Linked DNA regions of Homo sapiens: region 2 is linked to region 1. Evidence: chromatin contacts called from ENCODE Hi-C or POLR2A ChIA-PET data. All regions are on one chromosome and are shown on one strand. Each heading gives the region's core, a stretch centred on a gene start or an enhancer-like site at or near the end of the contact. The rest is flanking DNA. Distances are from core to core; before and after follow the strand shown. Region 1 holds the start of NDUFS7 (NADH:ubiquinone oxidoreductase core subunit S7). Region 2 overlaps DOT1L (DOT1 like histone lysine methyltransferase).

The links. A loop is a pair of places that touch in the nucleus more often than their neighbours do. ChIA-PET counts read pairs that join two places held with the same protein, here RNA polymerase II (POLR2A). Pooled maps may share reads with other maps.
Region 2: a loop to region 1 is called in a pooled map, with 4 times the contacts of the local background. The contact joins the enhancer-like site here to the promoter of NDUFS7 in region 1. A Hi-C loop is called at or near these places in 1 of 37 single-sample maps with no recorded cell type and 5 of 50 pooled maps. POLR2A ChIA-PET finds 5 or more read pairs at or near these places in 1 of 52 experiments (activated CD4-positive, alpha-beta T cell).

What each region holds. Positions count from the first base shown.
Region 1 is chr19:1,382,480-1,385,421 of GRCh38, forward strand. NDUFS7 (NADH:ubiquinone oxidoreductase core subunit S7) reads left to right here and starts at 1,428. Exons shown (of 8, transcript NM_024407.5): 1 at 1,428-1,463. The coding sequence starts at 1,448. It overlaps TRF-GAA1-6 (tRNA-Phe (anticodon GAA) 1-6), which reads right to left and starts at 955; the gene lies at 883-955. TRN-GTT2-6 (tRNA-Asn (anticodon GTT) 2-6) reads left to right here and starts at 1,084; the gene lies at 1,084-1,157. RefSeq lists silencers at 798-927, 1,108-1,247, 1,498-1,557.
Region 2 is chr19:2,170,248-2,172,947 of GRCh38, forward strand. The region is part of intron 1 of DOT1L (DOT1 like histone lysine methyltransferase); the gene reads left to right. Among named protein-coding and RNA genes, the nearest start is that of DOT1L, 7.7 kb to the left of the region's middle. RefSeq lists enhancers at 799-1,393, 939-1,308, 1,394-1,988. Within about 2 kb of position 1,269, at least 15 of the 41 ENCODE cell types and tissues checked have a DNase peak (open chromatin) inside an H3K27ac peak, as active enhancers do.

The sequences.
Region 1 (2,942 bases), core at 178-2,677:
TGTGAGCCACCATGCTGGGCCCCTCCAATCCTTTTGAGCTGCCCAAGAACAGAGACCAGGCCTGGCTTTGCTCAGCAGTGGGTCCCCAGCCCATGGCACGAATTCAGTAAACACTTGTTGTGGTCCTCAAGGGGCCCCCAGTCTTGCTAGTCACCTGTGTTCACCTAATTTGAGCCTCTGTTTTCTTTACTTTTTCTTTTTCTTTTTTCTTTTTTTTTTTTTTTTGAGATGGAGTCTCACTCTGTCGCCCAGGCTGGAGTGCGGTGGCACGATCTCAGCTCATTGCAACCTCCGCTTCCCGGATTCAAGTGATTCTCTTGCCTCAGCCTCCCGAGTAGCTGGGATTTAGATACAGGGTTTCACCATATTGGCCAGGTTGGTTTTGAACTCCTGACCTCAGGTGATTTGCCTGCCTCAGCCTCCCAAAGTGCTGGGATTACAGGCGTGAACCACCGCACCGGCCTTTGCCTCTGTTTTTGTAATCATAAAACAGGCAGACAAAACCTCCAGTGGAATTGTGAAAATTAAATGATATGCATGCAGAAAGCGTTCTGCAAACTCTGTTTTGCTAGTTTGGGTGTTTAGTGTTAGTTTTTATATCATTAGTACTGGTTGTAAACTTATCAATTTAAGCAAGATGGAAAATCGAGGGTGTGTCAGGGAAGGGGGAAGTTTGAGCTGAAATTATGACCTCTTAGGGGTGGGAAGAGGAGGCTTTGGGGTTGTGAGGTCTGAGCCCCCTTACTTTGGGATGAGTCCACATCGCGGCGACTCCTCTGCAGAATGCGGTGATGTTGCGGTAAGGGGTCCGGGATAGCTGCGAGGCAGCTGGACCAATCCTGAACGAAAGACATCAGTGATCGCAAGAGGCGCTAAAACTTCTGCCGAAACCCGGGATCGAACCAGGGACCTTTAGATCTTCAGTCTAACGCTCTCCCAACTGAGCTATTTCGGCTGGGCGGCAGAGTCGCTCTCGCCGGGACTCCGTCCCGCGCTGCGCCTTCCCTGCGCAGGCGCAGTCGTTTCGCGTCAGCAGGCCCCACATCCTTTGTAAGGTCTCCCAGGGCGCCGGAGCGCAGTGTCGTCTCTGTGGCGCAATCGGTTAGCGCGTTCGGCTGTTAACCGAAAGGTTGGTGGTTCGAGCCCACCCAGGGACGCGTGGTGACTTTTGCCCTCCTGGAATAACAAGAAAATGAGTGTCGCCTCTGTTTTTGTCGGTCCGCCGCAGACCCGCGGCCCCCACGTGCGCACTCCGATGACCTTTCCGCCTCGGGTGATCTGGGGGTGCACGGCGCAACACGACCACGGAGGCCGAAAGCGCAGCGGAACCTCCCGGCTCCAGGTTCCGGTTTCCGCATGCGCTCCGAGCCGCTTTGGGCGGCGGCCCCGGGAACCCGGAGCGCTAAGGAGAACGGACCTCAGAGGTTGTCTGAAGGCCGAGGCCAAGATGGCGGTGCTGTCAGGTGAGCGCGGCACCGGCGGCGGGTGTGGGGCCGCGCGGGTCTGGGGCCGTGGGAGCCTCGGGTGTCGTGGTGGCGTCGGGGGTCGGTGCCGGCGTCGTGGCCGCGGTCCTCTCCGGGCTTCTCCGAGCCGGCCGCTCCTCGGGCTCCCCGCCCGGCTTGCGATGAACGGTCGCCGTTATTGCGTCCAGAGTACAGTCGGGGAAACCGAGGCCCGGTAGGTCATGACGCAAGCCTCCAGCCTCAGGAAGGCGCTCGGGGTGGAGGCTGGAGGGGCCCCATTCACGTCCCCGAGACCAGGGCACGGCCCGCGAGGCTGCTCTTGAGATGCCCTGGAGAGAGCGGGGCCTGCCTGACAGGCTGGGAAACTGAGGCCCATTGAGGGTCTTCGAGGTCACAGGGCCGGGCCTGGGAAGGAACAGGACCCAGGACATCCACGCCACCCTGCTGGACCCTCCACCTCCCTCCCCACCCCTGGGAGGTAAGGGCCTCTCGCAGAGCCTGTCCTGCTCCAGGGACTTTTTTGGGATCAGCTGAAGCCTGCGGACCTCTGCTCAGATAAAGTTATTAAATGCATGGAATAAAATCCATAGAATTGCAAGGAAATCAGTTACACGGAGAGGCAGTTATTAAAAGATTGTCTTGAAACCTGATTGGCGACTTAGTAATCTAAGTGCTTCCCTTATGAACGCGATCTAGCGGCAGGTCTAATTGCGACTGTGATTTGGAAGGAGTGAGGAGTGGAAATGAGGCTTTGATGATACGGAAACGTCTGCAGCCCCTGCACCATAGCTAGGAAACATCTGTGATTCCGCTTGGTGAAAAGTTACAGGTCCTGCTAATACTGCCGTATTTTGTTGTCTATGCTAAGAATTTTTTATTTATTTATTAAGACAGGGTCTGCCTCTGTCGCTCAGACTGGAGTGCAGTGGTGCCATCTTGGCTCATCACTGCAACCTGTGCCTCCCAGGCTCAAGCGATTCTGGCACTTCAGTGTCCTGTGTAGCTGGGACCACAGGTGTGCGCCACCATGCCTGGCTAGTTTTTGTATTTTTAGTAGAGATGGGGGTCTTGCCCTGTTGCCCAGGCTGGTCTCGAACTTCTGAGTTCAAGCAATCCTCCCACCTGAGCCTCCCAAAGTGCTGGGAGCCACGGCACCCAGCCTACGCTAAGAATTGAATGAAGGGCTAATTTTCCATAAGATGCTGGTGACAACAAAGACATATATATTTTTTTATTCCAAGCAAATTCACAGTTCTGAATCCTCACCAGGCCCCTTGTTAAGAATGCCTGGCCCACGCGCGGTGGCTCACGCCTGTAATCCCAGCACTTTGGAAGGCCAAGGTGGGCGGATCACCTGAGGTCCGGAGTTCGAGACCAGCCTGGCCAACATGGAGAAACCCCGTCTCTACTAAAAATACAAAATCAGCTGGGTGTGGTGGCGCATGCCTGTAATCGCAGCTACTGGGGGGCTGGGGCAAG
Region 2 (2,700 bases), core at 19-2,518, 790 kb after region 1:
GTCCGAGACCAGGATGCAGGAACAGATAGATGCCTTTCCACGCTTGCCCCTGGTGTGGTTGGGAGGCGTGACTGAAATCCTTGCTCTTGTCTCTCTGGACCTGATGCATTTTGCATGCCTCACTGGGCACGGACTGCTTGGAGCTGTTTTTATCTTCCAGCAGTGTGAGGTGTAGGAAGGACCCAACACGGTTCCTCCTGTGCTCTCCGCAGTCAACACAGAGGAGTTGCGGAACCAGATACGGGTACCCGGGGATTCATCAGTTCTGTGTTTCCTACTGGGCAGCCCCGATTCAACTCACTTCCAGCATGTCTACCTCGACACAGGCTCAGATCCCACGGGGTAAGGGCTCAGTCCCCAAGACTCCCCCACTTTCCATGCCAGTTAGAGGCCTCACGTTGTGACCTGTGCTTCTGAGTGACCGGTCGGCTGTAAATCCAGGTTCCCGTCACCCTTACCTCGGCTTGATTACATTGCCTCAGTGGCTCACAGAACTCCCGAGAAACACTTAGGTCCTTTGGTTAATGATAAAGGACGATCTGTGGGATGCCCATGAATACTGAGAAATGGATCCTCAGGGCAAGGCATGGGGGAAGGGCCCACTCCCTCCAGGAGTCTCCCGGAACGTGTGTCTCCCGGGACCTGTCCCCCTCCAGGAGTCTCCTGGAACCTGTCCCCCTCCAAGAGTCTCCCAGAACCTGTCCTTTAGAGTGTTGTTTCTCTCATTATTTTTGGGATAGGGTCTTGCTTTGTCACCCAGGCTGGAGTGCAGTGGCTCGATATCTGCTGACTGCATTCTCCGCCTCCCAGGCTGAAAGGATTCTCTTCCTTCAGCCTCCTGAGTAGCTGGGATTACAGGCATGAGCCACCACGCCTGGCTAAATTTTGTATTTTTTGGTGGGGCCTTGCTGTGTTGCCCCAGGCTAGTGGTAACTTTGATAAGCTTTGGGCCTCAGCCTCAGGCTGTGTGGTGGGGTCTAAGGTACAGCAGGGGCCCCAGAGGAGTCCTCCAGGGGAAGGACTGCGAGAATGCTGTGGCACTGGCAGAGCCTTTTACCTGGAGGATCCCTGCATTGAGCCCTTCTGGTCCCGAATTGTACTGAGCCCTCTTCTTCCTGCCTGTAGGCTGAAAGAATGAATTCCTGGCCCTGGAAGGTTCAAACAGCAGTTCTCAGGGGTGGAGGTGGCTCTGCCCCCAGGGGACACCTGGTGGCGTCTAGAGACCTTTGCGGTTGTCACCACCGGGGTGGGGGAAGCCCAAGGATGCTGCTCATCACTCACAGAGCTTGGGGCAGCCCCACCACCGAGGGCGGGCCAGGAGACGCCAAGAGCTGTGCCTTTCATCGCCTGGGGTCCCGGGCACCGACCGCCGCCGGGTGTCGCTCCGTGTTCGTGTACATGCCTTCTCCTGGGGGTAGCCCTGCTTTTATTTCCTGAGTGCTTCCTGGGACCATGCATGTCCGGCAGGCCCTGGCCAAGATCCAGGCTTGCTGCGTGCAGTCCCCGCCCACTGTGTCCCCCTGAGGGAAGGACCTGAGGTGAAGTTAGCGTAATGGGAGTGTATTTGGGCCTCGTTTGCGGGCTGCAGCTCTGGAGACACAGATTCAAGTGCCCAGAATGTATGCGCGGCAGTTACAAGTGGGGCTTCCTGGAGAAAAGAAGGGGCGGCTTTTGCATTGGAATCACAGAAGTGATTGCCCGGCTCCACGTCCTTCCTGGTATCTCAGACTCCAGGGACGTGAAGATAACAGATGGTCACATTGTGCAAATAGTGATAACCTTGTAGGTAATTCATCAGCTAGTGTGGAAACCCCAGGGGAGGAAAGAAGGCCCTGGGAGGGAGTGACTGAAACTCACTTGGAGGCTCTCTGGGCCTGTGGAGTTCTGCACAGCATGCAGCTCCCACTCCTCGGACGCACTTTTCTTTTTTGTTTTCTTTTCTTTCCTTTTTTTTTTTTTTGAGACGGAGTCTCGCTCTGTGGCCCAGGCTGGAGTGCAGTGGCGCGATCTCTGCTCACTGCAAGCTCCGCCTTCAGGGTTCAAGTGATTCCCCTGCCTCAGCCTCCCGAGTAGCTGGGACTACAGGCGCCCGCCGCCACGCCCAGCTAATTTTTTGTATTTTTAGCAGAGATGGGGTTTCACCATGTTAGCCAGGATGGTCTCGATCTCCTGACCTCATGATCCACCCGCCTTGGGCTCCCAAAGTGCTGGGATCACAGGTGTGAGCCACCGTGCCCGGCCAGCCACTTTTCTTTCTTTCTTTTTTTTTTTTTGAAGACAGAGTCTCACTCTTTTTACTCAGGCTGGAGTGCAGTGGCGCCATCTCGGCTTACTGAAACCTCCGCCTCCTGGGTTCAAGCCATTCTCCTGCCTCAGCCTCCCGAGTAGCTGGGATTACAGATGTGTGCCACCAGGCCCAGCTAGTTTTTGTATTTTTAGTGGAGACGGGGTTTCACCATGTTAATCAGGCTGGTCTCAAACTCCTGACCTCGTGGTCTGCCTGCCCTGCCTCCCAAAGTGCTGGGATTACAGGCGTGAGCCACTGCGCCTGGCAATATTTTTCCTCTTTTTTTTGAAATAACATCCTTGTTGTGACAGTTCACGTATCATAAAGTTCACCTGTTTTAGGCTGGACGTGAGAATGGCATGAACCCAGGAGGCGGAGCTTGCAGTGAGCTGAGATCGTGCCACTGCACTCCA